2 separate regions of the Mus musculus genome follow, and region 1 is linked to region 2. A link is a loop called in an ENCODE intact Hi-C map of the cell type or tissue named here. Cell type or tissue: left cerebral cortex. All regions are shown on one strand. Links, peaks and the distances in the headings refer to the core of each region. The heading gives the core; the rest is flanking DNA. Region 1 holds the start of Gm11465 (a long non-coding RNA gene). Region 2 overlaps Zmynd8 (zinc finger, MYND-type containing 8).

What was found. A loop is a pair of places that touch in the nucleus more often than their neighbours do. Peaks named below come from ENCODE experiments on the same cell type or tissue, not always from the same donor. Only the 100,000 strongest peaks of a DNase experiment are listed, where the experiment ranks them.
Region 1: a loop joins it to region 2, with 5 times the contacts of the local background. A loop is called at or near these places in 5 of 42 quality-filtered maps.

What each region holds. Positions count from the first base shown.
Region 1 is chr2:165,872,984-165,882,904 of GRCm38, reverse strand. Zmynd8 (zinc finger, MYND-type containing 8) reads left to right here. Exons shown (of 23, transcript NM_001363020.1): 2 at 7,130-7,200. It overlaps Gm11465 (a long non-coding RNA gene), which reads right to left and starts at 1,497. Exons shown (of 2, transcript XR_003953963.1): 1 at 1,418-1,497; 2 at 454-1,200. In left cerebral cortex, for the core only: a CTCF peak has its summit at 7,939; DNase peaks (open chromatin) are centred at 6,684, 7,111, 7,906, 8,240 and 10 more places; H3K4me3 peaks cover 7,401 bases; H3K27ac peaks cover 7,896 bases.
Region 2 is chr2:165,815,310-165,825,230 of GRCm38, reverse strand. Zmynd8 (zinc finger, MYND-type containing 8) reads left to right here. Exons shown (of 23, transcript NM_001363020.1): 12 at 4,543-4,689; 13 at 9,762-9,914. Among named protein-coding and RNA genes, the nearest start is that of Gm11465, 61 kb to the left of the region's middle. In left cerebral cortex, for the core only: a CTCF peak has its summit at 5,557 (motif pointing left); DNase peaks (open chromatin) are centred at 5,581, 6,064, 6,703, 7,570 and 2 more places; H3K27ac peaks cover 7,074 bases.

The DNA of each region.
Region 1 (9,921 bases), core at 1,415-9,414, 57 kb before region 2:
AGCCTAGCCACTCCCAAACTAGGTTTGGCTTAGAACCCACTGACCACTAGATACAGCCTTCACCTCCCTGAAAGTCTGGGCCACACACCCCTGTACATGTTGGCTTTGCATTTGCCCTACTTTTGAGGCTGCAGCTAGAATCTTAAAGTCCTCACCTTCAGGGTCCACCTGGAAACTCACCACATCTAGTTCCTGCTTTGAGACCCAGTCAGGCTGCATGGAAGGGCTGTCTCTGAGCAGTGGTTATCCTAGGCCAACGGCACAGACTCTTGACTTTTTTTCTTCTAGTGTTCAGGCAGCTGAAGCTTTGACATCAGTTGAAAAAGGTTCACTTAGTAAAGAGAGACGGACTAAATTATCAACTGGGCAGTCTGTGTGGGGCAGGCCGGTGTCGCCGAGTCAAACACAGGTGGGGTATAATGTTCTTTAAGCAGTGCCTTAGCCGCACACAAGTTCTGTTACTCTCTTTATTCTTATCTCCTTGCTGTAAGTGGAAATTACAAACTGAGTTTCTTGAGGCCTCTGCAGATCCAGTGGCTAGTCACCAACCTCCTGGTTTGCCTCTCTCAGCCTTTGCGTAACTTCTTGGGCTGAAAGGAAACTTGAGGGCAAAGCGTTTGTCCTCTAAGAGCACGCATTAAAATGGCTCCTACAGGTTTGGGAAGCCAGGATCTGTTTGTGAGTGTGAACCTCAGCCAATTTCCCAGCCCTGACTCAAGCTGGCTGCTTTTCCTCGTGGCCACCACAGTGCCTGGGGTTGGTAAAAAGTTAATTGCTTTCGAAGTAGCATTCTTTTCCAGTTACTAAAGGGGGAACTAAAAAAAAAAGTCTGCATTGCAGTTGGACCGGGTGGGATCTTAGTGCAGGCCCACAGATTAGCCCAACGGGGTTCCCCTTTCTTCCTGTTCTCTTAAGCCAGCAGATTTAGGGGAAAGGTTAAAGATTGGCATTTGCAGTGGCCTGAGTAAGGACTTCTGGAAATTTCTACCATTTGTTGTTGTTGTTCCTTTTAGGAAAAGCAGGTGGCCAAGCTGAGGAGTCTCTTGCATTCCATCCTTAGGACTCCCCCATCCCCCACTTCGCTTTCCCTCATCCAGGTGGAGGGTTCAACACTTGTGCAGATTGCCGAGGCGAAAACCAAACGGATGGGCTGTTTTCCTTTTTCCTCCTGCCTTCTTGGTCCCCAAAGAGGATGCACAGCTGCAAAGGGACAGATACAGACACTGATGCACGCTCGCTCTCTCTCTCTCTCTCTCTCCCCCCCTCTCCCCCTCCCCCTCCATCCCACTCTCCCTCCAGCTCCCCTACTCAACTCTCTCCCCACCCCCACCCCCATCTCCTTCTCTCCCTCTACCCCCTTCCTCTCCCTCTCTTCTCTCCCCCCCCCCTTTCCCTTCAGTGACTCCCTCCCTCTCACCTCTCAGCCTTCTCCCCACCCTCTTTCCCCCGTTTAAGACCTTCTGAGATGGGTACGCCATTCTGCTTTGGGAGATGAAGTGGCATTCATGTGGGGGGAGGGGAGCAACTGCTTTTATTAGCTCCAGAAAATGGTCAGTGCTCCGTCTTAACTAGGAATTAATTACATATAATCACTCACTAAACTTTCTTCAGGGTTTTTTTTTTTTCTCCCTTCCCCTAATTGTAGAGCAAGAACATTGCAGAAATGTTGCAGCCAAGTCTAGCTACTTTAATAATCGACGACAAAGATTTGAGTCAGAAAGAAAGCACTGAGTTCCCTTGGATTATAAATTAGAGATAAAAAGAATGGCCTTCCTCTTTCTTCCAGAGCCTGTGCAGCATCCGGTCCTAAGTAAAAGGTGTGTGTGTGTGTGTGTGTGTGTGTGTGTGTGTGTGTGTGTGGTGCCATATTTTAGAAGGCTGGGTGCTGGTGGTAACCCTGGAGGCAGGCTATGTTTGGGAAGTCCAACCTACTCAAATGTGTGATCTCTTTTGTTTCTGTTTGCTTTCTTTCCCCTCCTGGCTCCTCTGACCGAGGCACCCGGTTGCCAGTCCCTGGATCTCTTTGCCTCTGGTTGACCCTGAGAAGAAAGACACATTCAAGGGGCCCCCTCTCCATGGCTCAGATGCGAAAGGCAGTGGTGGGTTTAGAAGCCTTCATGGTTGTTCTTCAAATGCAAAAGCAACTCAGGAGTTACCCTTGGCCTCAGGTTGCTGGGCTCAGTCGGGCTGCCCTTCCCCCTCCTCGGCTTCAGCTCTCCCTTCCAGACAAACAGGGAGGCCCTGCCAACGCTGCAGCTCGCAGGCTGCCAGGCCGGCCTTCCTACCCGGATCACCTACCTGCAGGCCGGCTCCCAGCCAGCGGCCAGGCCTCGCCCGGCTCAGCCTTGGGCATGGCGCCCTTCTTTCTCCTAGGTGCTGAAAAGGTGTCACCTTGAAGCTCCTTGCTCCTAGTGCTAGAGGGATTCTGAAACTCTCAGACCTTAGCAGTCAATAACATTGGCCACCATGAGGCTATTATTAATAGTTCGGCCTGTGAAGGGGGCTTTTACAAGATGCATTGTTACCCCTGCCCCCCGACTCTGTGTGTGTGTGTGTGGGGGAGGTGGACAGAAACCTCTTTTGTGAGAGTCTTCCGTGGACTTGGGTCAGTCCTCTGTAGATTTGAGGGCTGTCTGTCCTTGCTGATCCCCGGCTTCAGGAGTGGCTGCTGTTATTTGGTGGTGGCAGATTTTAGGCTCACAGACTTTCTACATTTTTACCCTGGCCTCAGACAGAGGTGCAGCCCTGTAGCTTTGGCGTCTTAGATGCCTGCTGTTCTGGGAGATTTCTTATTCACCTGGAGAAGTGATGTGGAGCTGTGCTGCTCTGGACTCAGAAGGGCACACGAGCTTCCTCCCGCTGCAGCCTGCTCTCTAGGACAGATCAGCCTTGCAGAGACACCTGTCTGTCTTCACATTATGCCAGGGGACCGCGTAATTCCTAACCTTCCACTCACCTCAGTGCAGGGTAAGGGGGCCCCAGCACAGTCTCCCGAGGAAGGCTGGACGCCTGAAAGGGAAGGCTTTTCCTTAGGAACCTGTGACTTCACTAAGTCTCCCTGCCACTGACTGCAGTTTGTTGTTTTTTTTTTCCCCCCTTCCTTCTTTTTTTATTCTTCAAACGTTGGATTGTTGGTGTCCTTTGGTGGAGCGTTTCCTAGTTCTGATGTTTATGAAGGCGGCTTTGGAGCTAGCAGGGCTCCTTAAACATGAGCTCAGCTATTGAACACACTGCTACCATTTTAGTTCAATACAGGAATGAGGCACTGTTGCCAGCCGCCATTTTAAGAATCCTGCATAAATAGCTTAGCTCCGATGACTGCCCGTTTTAGGTGAGTGATTGCAGATTTGCTAACCGTCCCCCCTCCCCCAATTAAAGGAATTTCTTTGCAGATTGAGAGGAGCATGCTTGGTTTGGTTTTGTTTTTGTTCCTTCCCCCCCCCCCTTTACATCTCGATGCTGACGGTGGTGACATGGGGGGAGGATGCTGTGGCTTGGGTATCAACTATTTCTTACAGTCTGGACCCTTTTGGTCTTTTTGAATGAACGTAAAACCTAGGGGAAGCGCTTGGGACTGGTTGCATGATTTCCTGAATTGCTGTGTGATATTCTTCTGACTAGGGCAGCGAGGTCTTGTGCATGCTGGTTCTGTGTTCTTGCTGCCTTACAGATTGTTATAAAGTCAAGCCGTAAGGACACTTGGGAGAAGCAGGATCTGCCTATTGTATCTCCATCCAGGATCTCCCCTAACACCCTGTCACATAGCGAGGCTTTTCCTTCTCTCTTACCCTTTTGGAACCAAGTGTTGAAGGGGTGAGATGCCTGGGAAACCCGGACCATCCCTGAGTCCTCAGAATGAAGAATCAGAAGGGCTAAGGGTTCCTGGAAGGACAGGAGTGCAGAGTAGCGCATATGCAACTTTTAATTGCTTCTTTCTCCCTCCCCAGTGCGTGTAGGTTTAGAAGCCCAGATTTCTTGCTCAGGGAAGGAGTTATGTGGGAGTCTTCTTTTTGGGCAAGGGGACGAGATGGACTTGACCGTGTTGGCAGGTTTTGGTTCTTCTTTCCGGTGCCTGAAATGTAGCAGTTTGTGGATCCCCCCAGCAAGTGCGTTGGGTAAATATGAGCTTAGTCCTGATGCTCGTGCCTATACAATGTATGCAACTAGTTGATAATTTTTTTTTTTCCTTCTTCTTGGCTTATTTCGCTCTGTTCTCTATGTGTCCATTCACCCTTTACCAGACCTTTACAAAATAGAAATGTCAGTTTGGAAATGGGACTTGTGTCTTTGTGGATGGAAATGATCAGGGTTGTTGGATTCTAGCAGTCGGGGCAGAGGGCAGGCTGTGTGGCAAACAGGGGTGCGGGCGGGCGGGGGTGGGGGGTGGGGGGGTGGGGGGTGGGGGTGGGGGTGGGAGGGGAGCGGCTGCATATGCTAAGACTTTTAATGTGTTAATGGCAAAAGTTCAAAGTATTTTCTCCAGCTGCAGTTTTCTTTCTAAAGATTGTTATTTGGCTGCCCGCCCCCTACTTCCACCCCACAATCTCTAAACAGCTCTTAAACTAAATTGCCCAAGATCTGTGGGGGCATTTGGAAAGATACGACTCTTTCTCATCAGCACTTTTGATATGATTATTTATAGTTCTTCCTTTCCAGTAACACACCCGGGCTTAACCCTGAGCAACAACAACAACAACAGAAAGAAAAAGCAAAAGAGAAAGAAAGCCGAGATTGTGGTGTGGGCAAAGGGTAGGCCCTCAGATGTGGCTGTTCAAAATGACTAGTTTTGAATTTTGGTCTTTGCTTTTGTAAACCAAGTATTCTTTCTTTCTCTTCCCCCACCCCCTTTAAATTCAGACACTGCAATCGTCAATGTAGTCAAATACAAGTTGTGCACTTGTGCGTGCATGTGTGATGTGTGTGTGTGTGTGCACACATGTACTCGCACAGATGGGGGTTGCCTTTGAAGGGATGGCTTGCAGTTGTGGGAAAAAGATGGTTTTCCTCAGTAGTGCTGGAAGATTCTAGGCTCAAAAATTGATGGTGCTGTTGCTAAGTCAGGTGGCTGTGGCGGTCACTTGTGATGCTTGGGGAGATGAAACAGCTTACCCCCCACTTCTGTTTCAGAATTGATTATCTTAAACTCAGCAGCCACCACGAAACTGCTTTGCATTTTCCTTGCTTCTCAGCTGCATTCCTGCCTGAAGTATTCAGCCACGTAATTGTTCTCTTCAGTGCGGGTCCTCTTCCTTGATCAATACACCTTTGACTGTTTCCATCATAGCAGAAATCCTTCAAGTGGGTCTCCAGTCTTTTGTGTGTGTGTGTGTGTGTGTTGTATGTTAGCTCTGAGATTCATAATTGTTTCTTTCCCCACTGGTACTTTTCAGTTGGAGCACAAATTAGTGTTGTACCTCATCGCTCGTTCAAAATATGGGCGGGATCCATTTTTCATGCCTCATGCTAGAGAGGGCAACAGAATGCCAGTTGCTAGGAAGATCAAGGTTATGGGCTGTGCTTTTAAAGTTAACCATCTACCTCACCTCTGGCTGCAAGAACCGCCCTTTCAGCAGCACCCAGGCAGATGACCAGTGTGGTTCAGGCAGTGTTTCTGAGTTGCAGGTGTTCTCCTGAAGCTGGAGTAGAAGGTGCATCTTGTCCATGTCCCCTGGATTGTTCCATGTTGGTGACATGCTCAGGTCTGGCAATCAGGCTTCTTTTGAGAAGGATCACCTGTGAACAATGTGTCATTATCTCCTTGGTGATTTGGGACATTGGTCTCTCTACAGATAGATGCAGACTAAATGAAATTGTTACCTAGGCTCTGTATCAGAATGCTAAGTGTGTTAATTTTCAAATTTAGACCCAAACTACCTTTCTCTCTCTTCTCTCTTGGGACTAGTTAAAGTCAGGGGACTCTCAGCTCCTGTCGTGTGCAATAATCTTTTCTTTTTCTGCCTAGTTCCTGTCTTGAGTTTTGTCCTCCCCTACACACCTGGAGCTCTCCCAAACAGGACTCCATCTTACCCCAAGCTTCCAGGCTGGAGGCTGCCTTTCTGACACAGAGCACGGGACGCAGACAGCACAGCCTTCTCAGCTGTTTTCCTCTCTTGCCTTCCCAATGGAAAATTCCAGCCATGTCCATTGGTGATGCGCCTATTTTCTTCTTGCTGAACCCTGCTCTGCTGGGATGGCACCTAGAGCGGTTGCTTAGCATCTCCCTAAAGCAGCATCTTGGAATGCCTGAGACATTCTAGCACTTGCCTATAACAGCAGCTCTATCTGCTTTTCCTTCTGCTTGGCTTGTGAAGTGTTAGGTTGACAGGGCCTGCTCTGTTGAACCTGTGTTCCAACGGGGAGGCAGAGAAGGTTCTGGGTGACAGACCTTCCTAGCTAAGGGGGGCCTGCCTTTCTCCTTTCTTAGCCCAGCTTTCCACTCAGCCTGCGTCCTTTAAATAATCCTTCCTCATTCCACTCTCTGTGCTGAAGTGTAATTAGTCACAGTTCAGAAGGAAGCCATGCCTGGTGGGATTGAGACTGCCCAGAGACCCTAGGGTCCTGATGCCTGTGATAAAGGCTGCTAGAATCTGGCCATGTTTTTCTACTTTGTAATTTAACCGGTATGTCTTTCTTTTTTTTTCACCCCATGTTCCTGACTCACTGGGGAGCTGTTCGGTTCAGGATGGGGGAGGCAGGGAACCACTGGTAGAATTCTAGGTGCCTCCGAAAGGTTTCTCTAACCTACCTTCAGTGGCTCCCTGGTGTTAGCAATGAGAGACTTGCTAATTTGAAGGCTGGGCTCTTTAGGATTGAAGCTGGTAGGTGGTACTTGAGTTTCTAAACTAAAAACCACGTCCCTTACAACCTCTTAATGAATTAGGTACGACGACTGAAATATTAATTTGACTTTTTAAGAACGTATTTTTAGTATTCTGGTATTTTAAAGAAGTCCTTTGGCATCTTTGCACTTGGTTGAAGTCAGGTGTGTCCCCTCCCCCACCCCCCACCCCCTTTCCATAAGGAAGGATGGCCCTGAGAGAAGGCGGTTTTGCTCTCTGGCTTCGCAGCAGCTGCCCCCACAGAGACCATTTGCAGCCTACCCTAACATACATAATCTATTCTATTTCAGCTTGGCTGAAGAGGAAATAAAAACCGAGCAGGAGGTGGTGGAGGGAATGGATATCTCTACTCGCTCCAAAGGTGAGTCAAAAATCTCAGATTATCTACTGCGACCTCCAGGAGAGGGGGATTTCTTTTGTTGTTGGAGAGAGGTGACACATGGCTCTCTGAGCCGCCAGCCGGCCGAGACACTGTAGGGTCTTTTGATGGATGGACCTAATTTCTGGAGACATGGTTCAGTCTAACGTCCTTCCCTGCCCTGCCTGTGTAGGTGTGCCGACTTGCCCGGCATTGCCCTGTGGTAAATTTTGGGTGTGTGTCTGGGGCTGTGGGTGCCTGCCCGCCAGTCTCTTTCCCAGAGCGATTCTCACAGGAGTCTAAATGTGCTTTCTGCAGACGCCACTGAGGTCTGCAGCTGTGGCAGGCTTCCTGATGGTAACAGCAGGCCTCTGGGCAATCGGTGGGGTGGAGTGGACCAGCTTCATTGGAAAATGGTGGCCTTGGTTGGCAATTACAAGGGAATGAGGAGGCCAGTGCCTGTGTTGGGAGCAAACCTTGGTCTCTTCTCTGTTTATTCTGTTTGCTGAGAGGGGGAGCCTGTAGTGGCCTGGGCCTGCCTTGCTGCTCAGTGAGAGTTTGTGGGGCACCCCAAGGGGGGTATTTGCTTGTGCCTTGGGCGCTCTGACCAGCAGCCCTTTGGAGGACTGTCACGGGTTTGCCACAATAGCCTAGCGGCTGTGCTGAGCTGGTCTGTTCCCTCTGCTGCAGCTCCAGGCTGTGTCTGGGAGGTGGGAGGGGCTGCGGGGAGGGTTGTTACAGATCCTTCCAGGAGGAGGCTCTCATCTGGCCAGGAAGTCATAAAATAGCACTTCCTAGAGGCGCCTGAAAGAAAAGAGAGCATCCTAGAGCTTTAAAAAAAAGAAAAGAAAAGGCGGTCTATTATTTGGGTCAAACTAGGGGTCAGGTGGTCACACAGAGCTGGCTGGGAGGAGGGAATGGGAGGAGGAGGAAGAGGAAGAGGAGGAGGAAAGAGGAAGAGGAGGAGGAGGAGGAAGAGGCGAGGCTCATTGGCTTGTCCCCTGCCTCAGCTGTCCCAGCATGTATAGGTCATCTGAGTTTCATTGTTCCAAGTGGCGAGGAACCCAGGGAGCTGGGGCAGGGTGTGGCTTCCCACCAGAGCCTTTGCAGACAGTCGGTCAGGACTGACTGAGGCAGCCCCTTGAAGGCCTGCTGCTGTGATCAGGATTGGCCTATGAGACGTGTTCTGATGACACGGGACAGAGAAGAGAGGATGAGGGAGAGAGAATCCATAAAGAGGGGGGCCGGGTGGTGTTGGGTCTTCATCTTTGTCTGTCTGTCCATCTGTCTTCTGTTTACTTCCCTTTCTTTTTCTTTTTGGAGGCAGGGTCTCACGACACAGCTCTGGCTGGCTTAGAACTCACTCTGTAGATCCTGTTGGTTTTGAACTCACAGAAATCCACCTGCCTCTGCCTCTGCCTCTGCCTCCTGAGTGCTGGAGTTAAAGGTGTGTACTTGCTATTTCAGGTGCCTCCTACCTAAGGCTGTCTAGGATAAAGGTACTGGTATGTTTGAAGGCTTGTGGGACAACACAGGAGCCTTCTAGTGTTTGGCCTGTCTAATCCCCTTCTGGGGTGAGTGGTACCCCACCCTGCAGGTGAGAACACCAGAGTCTCTAATGGGTGTTCAGTCAGGGAGGCTGTGTCGAGACTTCCTCATTCCTGGACTCTCCTCAGGAGGCAGAGTAAAACCTCCAGAAGGACCACAGTCATAGGCCACCAACTTGGGAAAAGTCCCCAGGGACCTGCCTGTCTTGCCCACTGTGGAGACCTTTTCTGTCATTACACACCAAGAAGTGCCTGGTTCGTAATGAAATGCTGTTTTCCCTCTGTCTGCTTGCCAGCTCTGGATGACTTCCCCAGGGCACTGAGGACCGTTCTGTAGGGCTGAGGGGATGGCTCAAGTGGGAAAGTGCTTGCTGAGGCCCTGAGGTCATGTCCAGAACTTATGTAAAAATCCTGCCTTGAGTCTCTGGTCTCAGTGTGAGGCCTCTGGGGAAATACAGTGGGTGGACAGACAGACAGCACCTGAGTAAGGCCTGAGGTTGACCTCGAGACTCCATCCGTGTGTGCACGTGTACACAGGCACCTGTCCTCACTCAGGTTATCTTCCCTCCACCCACCTTCTCGTATCCTTCTGCTTGTCGTCTCCAATGTCACCAGGACCTGCCTCTCCATTTCCCTGTGACACCCGTTCACCTGTACCATCTCTTCCCAGCTTTGTTCCCTGTGTCCTTCTGTTTGTCCTTGGGAGTTTGTGTCTCTGTCTTTCTGGAACATGCTGTCCTGGGTTCTGGCAGCCTGCTCCGGATCACACAGATTCAACACAGATGTTGCTAGAAAGGCTTTCGGTGGCTGTCCATTCTGAGGGAGCCGTTCTCCCCTTTTGAGTCCTGGTTTTAGAGTAAGCTCATTTTAAGAGTTTTAGATTTCAAGAATCCTTATGCAGCCCTACTTCACCCCACCCCCCTTCACCCCTCTCTAGGCTGCCTGCTTCTGTCCGACTTGGCACATCTAAATGTCCTGGATTTATAAAGCCCACACTGGATTCGGACTTCCTCAGTTTTCCTGGCAAAGGCCCCCTTTCTCTTCTGGAATGCTCTTGTGACGCTCTGTGACACTGACTGTCTCCTCAGTTTCTCAGACCTTTGTTTTTGTTGACCTTGACATTTTCCAAATTGTACTAAAAAAAAAAAAAAAAAAAAAAAAAGGTGTGTGTGTCTGC
Region 2 (9,921 bases), core at 822-8,821:
TGTTTTCACAGACTCCGCTTTACTGTGAAATCAATAGTTGTCATAAAATGGCTGTCCATGACAAATACTAAGTCACTAACGAACCCTCCCTCCCATGGCCAGCTCTCCTGAGGAATTGCATGGCGTGCTATTAAACCTCAGGCACTTACCCACAGTCACGGAGGGAGTGGACTGTGATTGACAGGTGATAGGGTCAAGGGACAGCAGAGAACCTGTTGTGGCCTTGACCTGCTCTGAGCTTTCTGCTCACGTGCACTGGTGTCGTGCTTCTCTGGGTGGCATTCACACTTTGTGTGTGTGTGTGTGTGTGTGTGTGTGTGTGTGTGTGTACGTACACGCTCCAGCACTTGTGTGCAGGTCAGAGGACATCTTGCCGTTGTCAGTTTTCACCATGTTCGTCTCAGGCTTTAAACTCGGGTCATCAGGCTTGCTGGCAAGTGCCTTTAGCAGCTGAGCCACCTTGGTGGCCCCAGGTGACCCTTGATTAGCACTACTGGTCTGTTTTGTTAAAGTCCCCCAAGGCCTGAACTACTGTGGTATGGTATGGGGCTTTTTGTTATTTGGCTCTGACACAGTGTGGTCCAATTGCTGCTACAGGGAAGCCCCAAATATACATACACACACAGACATGTGCCAACTGTCCAGCCTTTATGTATTGGCTTATTGTGTGTGTCCCTGTCCTCTATCTAGTATGCTTCTGTTGTGATGAAACACCATTACATACACACACACACACACACACACACACAGAGCAAACAATGGCCTTGCCCTTGGTTTTTTTTTTTTTTTTTTCTTCAGGAGTGGAGTCCTCTGGGCTTGGGCTGTGTGCAGCTTCTGTTTGCAATTCACTCTTTTTTGTTTGTTTGTTTGTTTTTTGAGACAGCAACGGGGAGGTCTCACTCTAGCCCTGACTGGCCTAGAACACACCATAAAGACCAGACCGGCTTTAAAAATAATTAAAGATTTATTTGTGTTTGCTTTTATGCGTCTGAGTGTTTTGCCTGCACCCATGCATGCTTTTTTGCCTGCAGAGGCCAGAGCAAGGCATCAGGATGCCCTGGCACTGGAGTTACTGATGGTTGTGAGCCACCACGTGGGTGCTGGGAAGCAAGCCCAGGTCCTCTGTAAGAGTGACAAGTGCTGTTTACTGCTGAGCTGTCTCTACAATCCCTTAGGCAAGATTTGAACTCACAGAGATCTGTGTCTGCCACCAGAGTGCTGGGATTAAAGGTGTGTGCCACATCTGACCTATTTTTTCCCCCACTATACTTTGATTCATCTGTGCCTGTATATGCATGCATTGTGCAAATTTGTCATTGACATGTAAGGTGGTCAGAGAACAAACCTATGAGAACCAGTCCTCCCTTCCATCATGTGGGTCCCAGAAATGGAAGACATCTCTGGTCCTAAGACTTGGTGGCAAGCACCTTCATTCACTGAGCCATATAGCTGGCCCACCTTTTTAATTTTGAACTTGACTTTCAAGGAAACATGGTGCGCTGGTTGACTTTTTGTGTGGTGACACCTTTGCTTTCTGTGTTTGGGATCCTGTCACCTTTCATGTCTGACCTCCTCATCACATCTCTAAAGGCCCAAGTGGAGCCCTGTTTCAACCTCCTTGTTTATGTGACTGACTGCGCAGCTAGAGAAGCCTTGGTTTTTATCCCCGGGGAAAGTCCGTTCCCCGAATCGTCTTTAACTATCACAAACAGCAGTGAATGAATTATTTAAAATGTTCTTGTAGTAGTGATTCTACGGAAAGATGCCTCATTTGGGGCTTGACGTCTCAATAAAGTACTTGTCTTAGGAACCTGGGGACCTGATTTGCTGCCCGGGAGCCATGTAAGAATTGGAGGCGTGAGGCATGGGGGTGTGTGTTTGCGACCCCAGTGCTGGGCAGGAGGCAACTGGGTCCCTCGGGCTTCCTACCAGCTAGCCTAGCCTGCTCTGGGGGTAGCTCCAGACGAATGAGAGGCCTTGGCTCAAAACTGAAACAAGCAACCGGTAAGGAGGGATACCTCAGGCCACCCCATGTCCTGTGTACAAATATGCACACGTACTCTTCTGCACAAGCAGGCATATACACTCACACGGCGGCTCGCTCATTCTCATCCCTTGGTGTGACAAGCACTCTGTCCCGCTTCTGTTTCTAGCAAGTAGTGTGGAAATAACAGTAACACACACACACACACACACACACACACACACACACACACACACACACAGCAACAGCCCTCGGGGAAGGGAAGGCTGCCTGTTTACTAGGTCAAGCAGTCTGCTAATCCCTATGGTAAAATGGATTTTAATATTTACCAAATGGAGCTCTCAGGTTTTTTTTCCTTTATTTGTGTGTTGTGTGCTGACCTAGCAGATAGGTAGCTAATTGCTGCTCCGGGTCCATTTCCAGAGGGAAGGGGCGTCCACTCCAGGACTGAATCCATGTTTACTCCAGGAGTCAGGTGCTTCTCGTCAGGAGCAGCATTTGAGGCCAGGCGCAAACTCCTCCGCTCTTATTTATGTGTAAAGCTTATTTTTAAAGGCATTTATGCACACGAACATCTAGATCCAATGCGTGGATAGGCACACCACGTGCATGCGTTGCCCACGGAAGCCAGAAGAGGATGTCAGATTGCCCAGAACTAGAGTTACGGGCGGACGCGTTTAAATTTCATGTGAACTGGGTGGTGGTGGCACAGGCCTTTAATCCCAGCTCTCAGAAGGCAGAGGCAGACACGTATCTGAGTCTGAAGCCAGCCTGGTCTACAGAGTGAGTTCCAGTGTAGCCAGGGCTCCACAGAGAAACCCTGCCTCAGAAAAACAAAAATAATTTTGTGTGGATTAGTTCTCGCTCACATATATGTCTCTGTAACATGTGCAAACCATGCCTGCAGAGACCAGGAGTGTGTTAGATTCCCTGGAACTAGAATTAAAAATGGTTGTGATCTGACATGTGGGTGCCGGCGCCTGAACCCAGGTCCTCAGTAAGAGCAGCAGCCATTCTCAACCCCTGAGCCACCTCTCCAGTCCCCAGATGATAATTCTTCATGGCGGGGATTTTCCCATCCCTTATTTCATAACATCTGGCTCTGTGGCATTAGATGACTGCTGACTCTGCCCGAATCCCTGGCCATGGCTAGTAGAATGGACTGTGTGCGTTGCTCAGTATGTGCTGGTAAGGCTGGCACACACACAACTGGTCTCCATGGAGGAACTCTAGTAAGGAAATGGAAGTTGGCGACAAGAGCAAGCACACACACTGACACAGACTGCTCGGTGCTCTTGACGCCATCAACTGTTGAGTCAGTGTCACTGTCACCGATGTATGTAGATGTTTTTGTCGGCCCTGTCAGGTTATCCCTCTTCCCAAGGGAGCTGCAGACAGAGGCACCTTACCAAAAGTCCCGGCCAACCGTTAAGTGTCCACCATTGATTGAGCCTAGGTCTCTCTAGTTTTGAGTCTTCCCCTTATACTAAGAATCAAATCGCAAGACTGGAGGAAAGTCGCTCGGGATCACGGGTGTACCCGGCACTTACTGAGGATGCAGGATTGCTTCCCAGATCTCCCATCTCTTTGGTTCCGAGGGATCCTTGCGAACTCAGTGGGCACCTGGACTCACAGGCACCCTCAGTACACACACAGACAACACAGAACCAGTCATACCCACCCAGCCAAACGCATGAGCCTTCTTCCTCAGAATGGCTCTCTCTGCAGGGCTGGCTGGCTGGCCACCCGCTATGTAGCCGAGGTTAACCTTGAACTCGTCTTCCCGACCTGCTGCCTCACTACCAGGATTACAGGACAGCGCCACAGCAAGCCTACATTTCTGTAGTCTCTGATGGTGTCTTGTTTACTGCCCTCCTGGGCCATTTAGGAATTCCTGTCAGGAACAGATCTCCTTCGCATCTCCTATCTTCGGGTGCTGCCTTGTCAGGGCTCAGAAACGATGCTGGGCAGTGCGTGAGGGTAACCGGTCAGGACTGGGTGGGTCTTTAGGAAGCTCGTGGTCCCTCTTTGTTCTCCCTGTTTAAACACCTAAGGCATGGCAACATGGTCTGTCCTTCTTGCAGGAGTCTGAACCTCACTGAGAAATGAGATAATTTGCCAACATCTCTACCCCTTCACCCGATGCCCAGCTTGCTTTCCTGTAGCCCTCCCCAGGGCTGGTCAGAGACAGGTGGGGAAGGCTCTGAGCTGTCCCCAGACTCTTACCAATGGCTGTCATGCCTACATGCTCCTGACCCGTGCATACAGCATATGAGGGGGGTTTTGCTTATGGCTTAAACCCATAAACGGGCCAATGCAATTTCAGTGGCAGCCTAGCCATTTGGCTCAGAGCCTGTGTTTGGTGACAGCCCTTTGTTGGCAGTTCATGGCTGCCCATCTTCCCAGTCCCACCCAGGACCCTGAACAGCACTTGTGCAGTGAAGCACGCCACACCCCTTCTCTCCTGTCCTCAGCCCCGACCGACCGACCGACCCTGGGAGCTTTATTGGTTTACTGATCTGTAAAGCCAGCTTTCTAACCCTGACATACTTTTCTAGCTTCTCCAGCCTCCACCAAGACGGGGCAAGCCGGGAGCTTGTCTGGCAGCCCAAAGCCTTTCTCTCCGCAAGCGCCGACACCCATCATGACAAAACCCGACAAGACTTCCACCTCCACCACCGGGAGCATCCTGAACCTGAACTTGGGTCAGTGGCGTTTCAAGAAGTGTGTGTATGTGAGTGTGTGTGTCTGGCAGCAATGACCCTTTGTCCTTGAACTTCTCCTTTCTCTCTGCAGAAAATGTAAAGGCGTTGGTGGGTAGAGGGAGGCAAGGGGAAATCGGGGAACAGGGTGAGGAGGGGCTTCCTTGGGCAGAGCCTTGGCTTGCAAAGGTGTTTTACCACAGTATCCTGGGCCAGTCTTTACAAGTAATTCTTGGAAGCTAGTCCCACCCTGTGCAGATCCATGTGACTGAAGCAAGTTTTACAAGTCTTACTGTTTTGGGCTGGGTGTTCTGATACAGTTTCAATTCTCTTATGAATATGGGTGTGCTGCCTGTATGAGTGTCTGTGTGCCACATGCCTGTCTCTTGCCTGTGGAGGCCAGAAGGCATGAGGTTCTGCAGAACCGGAGTTGCAGATGGCTCTAAGTCACCATGGCAGTGCTGGGACTCAGTCCTGAGCCTCCAAAGTTACAGCCAGTGCGGTTTAACTGAGGAGGCATCTCTGTAACCATTTCTCATTTTATAAAATGTGAATTCTTTCATCTGGATTGAGCTTGCCTTGTAGCTCAGGATCACATGATCCTGTCTTTACCTTCCAAGTGTAGTTATTGGCATGTGCCACCAGGCCTGGCTCCACTTGGTATGGGGTGTGTGTGTGTATGTGTTTGAGACAAGGTCTATGCATATAGTTCTAGTTTGCAGTTAAATTTCTATGCAGCCTAGAGTGGCCTGCATAGCAGGGAGCAAGGGGCAGAAGGTTAGAATTTCTGGGATCTGTACAGGTTGGCTGCTATAGGCCTGTAGTTTCCATATTTCTGAGTAATTGAATGCTGCCACCTAGTGGCTACAGACTGGAGGTGCAGCTTAGTGTCTGGTGCTGATGATGACCTCAGCGCAGAGATCCACCCAGCCCCAGTGGATCCCCTGAGGTTGAGAGCTAGCCTTAGAATGTTCGGAAGGAGCAGGGGCCCTGGGCCACTGGAGCAGGTAGGGATCAGTGGAGGGAAGAGCAGGGGCAGGAGGCCACAGAGAAAGCCACTGCCAAGGGGTTGTGATATTCCAGACACCTTGGGGGGAGGGAGGCCACCTGTATATGGTATTGAGTTCACAGCACCATCCAGGCCACACCACTTGTTCCCAGGGCAACAGGACTAGCGGCCACCAGGTGTAGTCCAGTTTCCTACCTTGCCTTATGGCTGCAGCTGGACAGCCAGGGTCCTTGCTAGGACTCCATCCAGAGCCACCAGCTGGTTCCTCGATTGATTCAGAAGGGACCCGATTGCTGCCTTGGGACATTTGTTCTAGAAATGTGGTTTCTTTTCTCAGGGCCTCCTCCCACCTTCACACTCTGAACAGAAGCTCTGTGGAACAGAGGCGTTCTCGTGGTGACACTTCCTTTCTGCCAATCACGCCTGGCAGGAATAGCTTATTCCGTAAACCACGGAGCCCACTGGGCATCCTTGTGGTATCCTGGGTCTTTGAAGCTTGAGGTACAGCAGTGGTGGCTCAAAGGTGGCTCTGGGGAATCCATGATTTTTGTCCTGTGACCCCTCCAACCCCCATAATTCCTTCTAGAGTACATGTCTCATTTCATTCAGTCAGGTTGAAAGCGTCAGACACGTGGGTGGGTTCCTAGGGTGGGGTTTCAGCCTCATAGGTAGGGGCTCCACTGGGGACCCTGGAGAATGCTGTGCGTGGTGGTGGTGGGGGGGGGAAGGTTGGAGGGAGGAGGGGAGTGTGCGTGATTCTGTATCCACTCATGTGCGGTGAGAGAGTCCTGGAGACTGATGGTGAGAAACCACTGTCCAGCTAAGCAGGGCCAAACTGGAGACATGGGGCAAATCACTTCCCCATAAAGTAGGGGCTCACTATGTAGCCTTGGCCGGCCTTGAACTTGGCAATCTGCCTGCCCTTGTCTCTTGAGTGCTTGGATTAAAGGCCCCTCCCTCCCTCTATCTTTCTCTCTCACACACATTTTGCATGAATCTGTAGGGGTCAAAGGGCAGCGTGGGGAGCTGTTCTTTCCTCCCAGGTCCCAGGGCCAGACCCAGGCTGGTAGGTTTGTCAGTGTGATGCCTTTCATGGCCAATCCCCTTTGATGGGCCTTTTCTGATTTTGTTTTTTGTTTTTTTGGGTTTTTTTTTTTTGAGACTGGTTGTCATATAGCTATACCGACCTCAAGTCAAGGCAGGCCTTGAACTTTTGGCCCTCCTGCTTATCTCACCCATGGACAGGGGAAGCCGAGGAAGTTGGCACTCTGGACAATGCCAGTGTGTCCTTGTCCTCCGGCAATGGTCCTGCCAGCCTCGGGAAGAGCATCACTGTAGGTCAGAGAGAGCCTCCATCTCCATCCCTGTCTCCCAGGTGACATTGCCACCTGCCCTCCCTCTCCTCTGTGTCTGAGGTCTGAGTCTCATCCCTGGCAGTGTTTGTTCTCTAGGATGTGGCTGCCCCTGGCTGGAGCGAGCAGACAGTGGGGTTTTACACCACTGCACCGGTGGGACAGCACTCCCCACCACTAGGACTAAGACGGCCTTAGCCCCATGTCCCCATGTCCCCTGCCGTCAGCACTGATGCTGAGCACCTCAGGAACACCTGTAATCATATTCCCGTCCTGTCTCTTTCTGCCCACCCCAACCTTGGCTATGCCCCTGGTTTCCTTTTCCTAGAATGGGTTGCCGTTTGATGCCAACCTAGGAATCTTTCCCCCGCTGTGTTTTCGGCACTCCTGTTTATCCCGGTGCCATTTGAGGGTAATCTGGAGCCTTCATCCCTATGGGCATGACGTAGTTGTCCATTCCGACATAGCTACAGTGTAGGCATTTCTGCCCACATAGGAGGCAAATCCATAGAAGGGGAAGGGAGGGCAGGAGGCCTCACGGGCTTCGTGCGCATTTAGAGATGCTGCCAAGTTGCCCCCGTGATGTCGCTGTTCAGCTCTGTTCTCCCTCACAGAAATGGAGGAGCCTTTATCTAGCATGGCTATTTGTTCTCTCTGGCTTCCATTTATAGCAGGAGCTGAAGCATTCAAAATGCTGGTAGCCTAGGGGAGCTGGAGCCCACCCCAGCCTAGAAGGACAGTGTGAGAAGAGCTGATGCTCTCTCCTGCAGGAGGAGAGGCATGCCCCAGCCAGCACTCCAGGATGGGTCATTACGTCTCCAAAAGCCTTGGCCTTAGTCTTGATCCCAGCCCTCATGCCTTGGTCGCTTTCTTCTTACAGGATAAAATAGCTTACTGGCCAAGGGATGCCTTGCTTTGTAAAATGGGTACTTTGGATTCTCCTATTAAGAGTTTAGCCTTTGAGACATAGGCACACACAGTAGGCAGAGGCAGAGGCTCCCTGTTTGCTGTGTAGGTCAAGCTGTCCTTGAACTCCTGGCAATCACCCGCCCACCTTAAGGGAATGCTAAGGAGAGTGTGTGCTCTTACACACCTGTCCACAGCCCCATCGGCAGGCCAGGTCCAGCTGTCTTCCTGTGATGTGGGCTTATAGTGGTTAAGGCAAACTGTCCCCTGGTCCTGATTTCCCAACCCGGGTCCTCCAGACCGGCTGAGGTATGGGCTTCAGGTGCTTGGGGACAAAGGTGGACGAAGGAGAATAGCTTCCATCTCTTTCTCTGGAAGACTTAATGCTCTCTCCTCATCTCTGAAAGCCCCCGGAAGCATGCTTGAGTGTGCTCACGGAACACATGGAGTGGAGGCCATCAAGATGGGTGTTAGGTCCAGAAAGCAAGAGCAGACCTGCAGGTGGGACTTGCTTCCCTCTGGATCACAGACATACTATTCCAGCGGATCCTAGATGCACACAAGAACACATATGTGTGCATGTGTTCACGTGTCGTGTCTCCACTTGCTGTGAACATTTGCTACATACATTTGTGTGTCCGTGGTCTCGTGTTGGGGGCGGATTCTCTCCCAGTGGGGGCCATCATTGTGGTAACGAATGGGTCACAGCTCTTTGGGGCTTTCTGTCTGACTGTGTATGTGTGGGCTGGCAGGGGCTGCCAGGAGCTGAATGATGTTGGGGGATGCTGTGTCACGGGAAGGGGCCTGGCTGGGATCAAAATCAGGAACAGCTCCTCCTGTCCGGCTCTCAGATTGCTGAGTGGCCTCTCTGACAGCAGTGGAGGGAGGCCCAGGGTTTGTGGTAACAGAAAGGCAGCTCAGATCCAGAGGGAATGGGCTTGGAAGGGGTGTTTCTGTCACTGATAGAATCTGGGGTCAGCTGGGGTGGTTTGGAGGTGATGTTGCGGAGAACAGATCAACCAAAGGGCTTTCAAAGCCCCAGCAAAGCTCCCTTCTGCACCACCGCCTCCTCTCCTCTTTGGGCACTGAGCTACATACAATTCAGGGAACTCACTAGTCTTTGGAAATCTGGTCTAGCTGGTCTGGCAGCCAGCATCTTGCCAGAGGTAGCCAGGGAACCGGAGACCTGAGTGTCAGGCTGACCTGGCTCGCCTGAGAAGACTTTTCAGCCCAGGTCAGTACCACAGGAGTTGTCCCCTGCCTCTCTCCCAACCTGCCTTGGGTGCTGACGCCCAAGCTAGAAAGGACAGGTTCCCTAATTCCTATCTTTGTTGTTAAGTCCTTAGCCAGGACAGACAGGGAAATGGAAGTTAAGCTCTGGAGACTGCAGGGACATGCTCAGGGTGTCTGTCCTCTTGGGGGTACCATGTCTCATGCCAGAAGGAAGCTGTCTTTAGACCCCAGCCAGGCAGGTGTTTCCCTCCTGTTAATTGAGGTTGGATAGATTATTGGCAGCTCTCTCAATGCAGCTGAGCCCGCGAATGTTACCAGCAGCTGGGATAAGCATTTTCTATACTCAATCCTTTCGGGGCCGGGGCCGGGGGGGGGGGGGGGGGGGGGGAGTTAGCCTGCCCGCCACGTGTTTCCTGTTGCTCTCCGCCACGCCACAGCGGGCATGCTGTTTTCTCTGGGCAGCTGGATGCTGCTGTGGCTGAATATAAAAACGTAATTAGCACCCTGCTCACCTGAGTGGTGGGTGGTGGAGTGTGAGAACCTGGTCTGATTGAGGCTATACTGGTGTCTTCCAGATCGAAGCAAGGCCGAGATGGACCTGAAGGAGCTGAGCGAGTCGGTCCAGCAGCAGTCAGCCCCCGTCCCTCTCATCTCTCCCAAGCGGCAGATTCGAAGCCGGTTCCAGCTCAACCTGGACAAGACCATAGAGAGTTGCAAAGCACAGCTAGGTGCGTC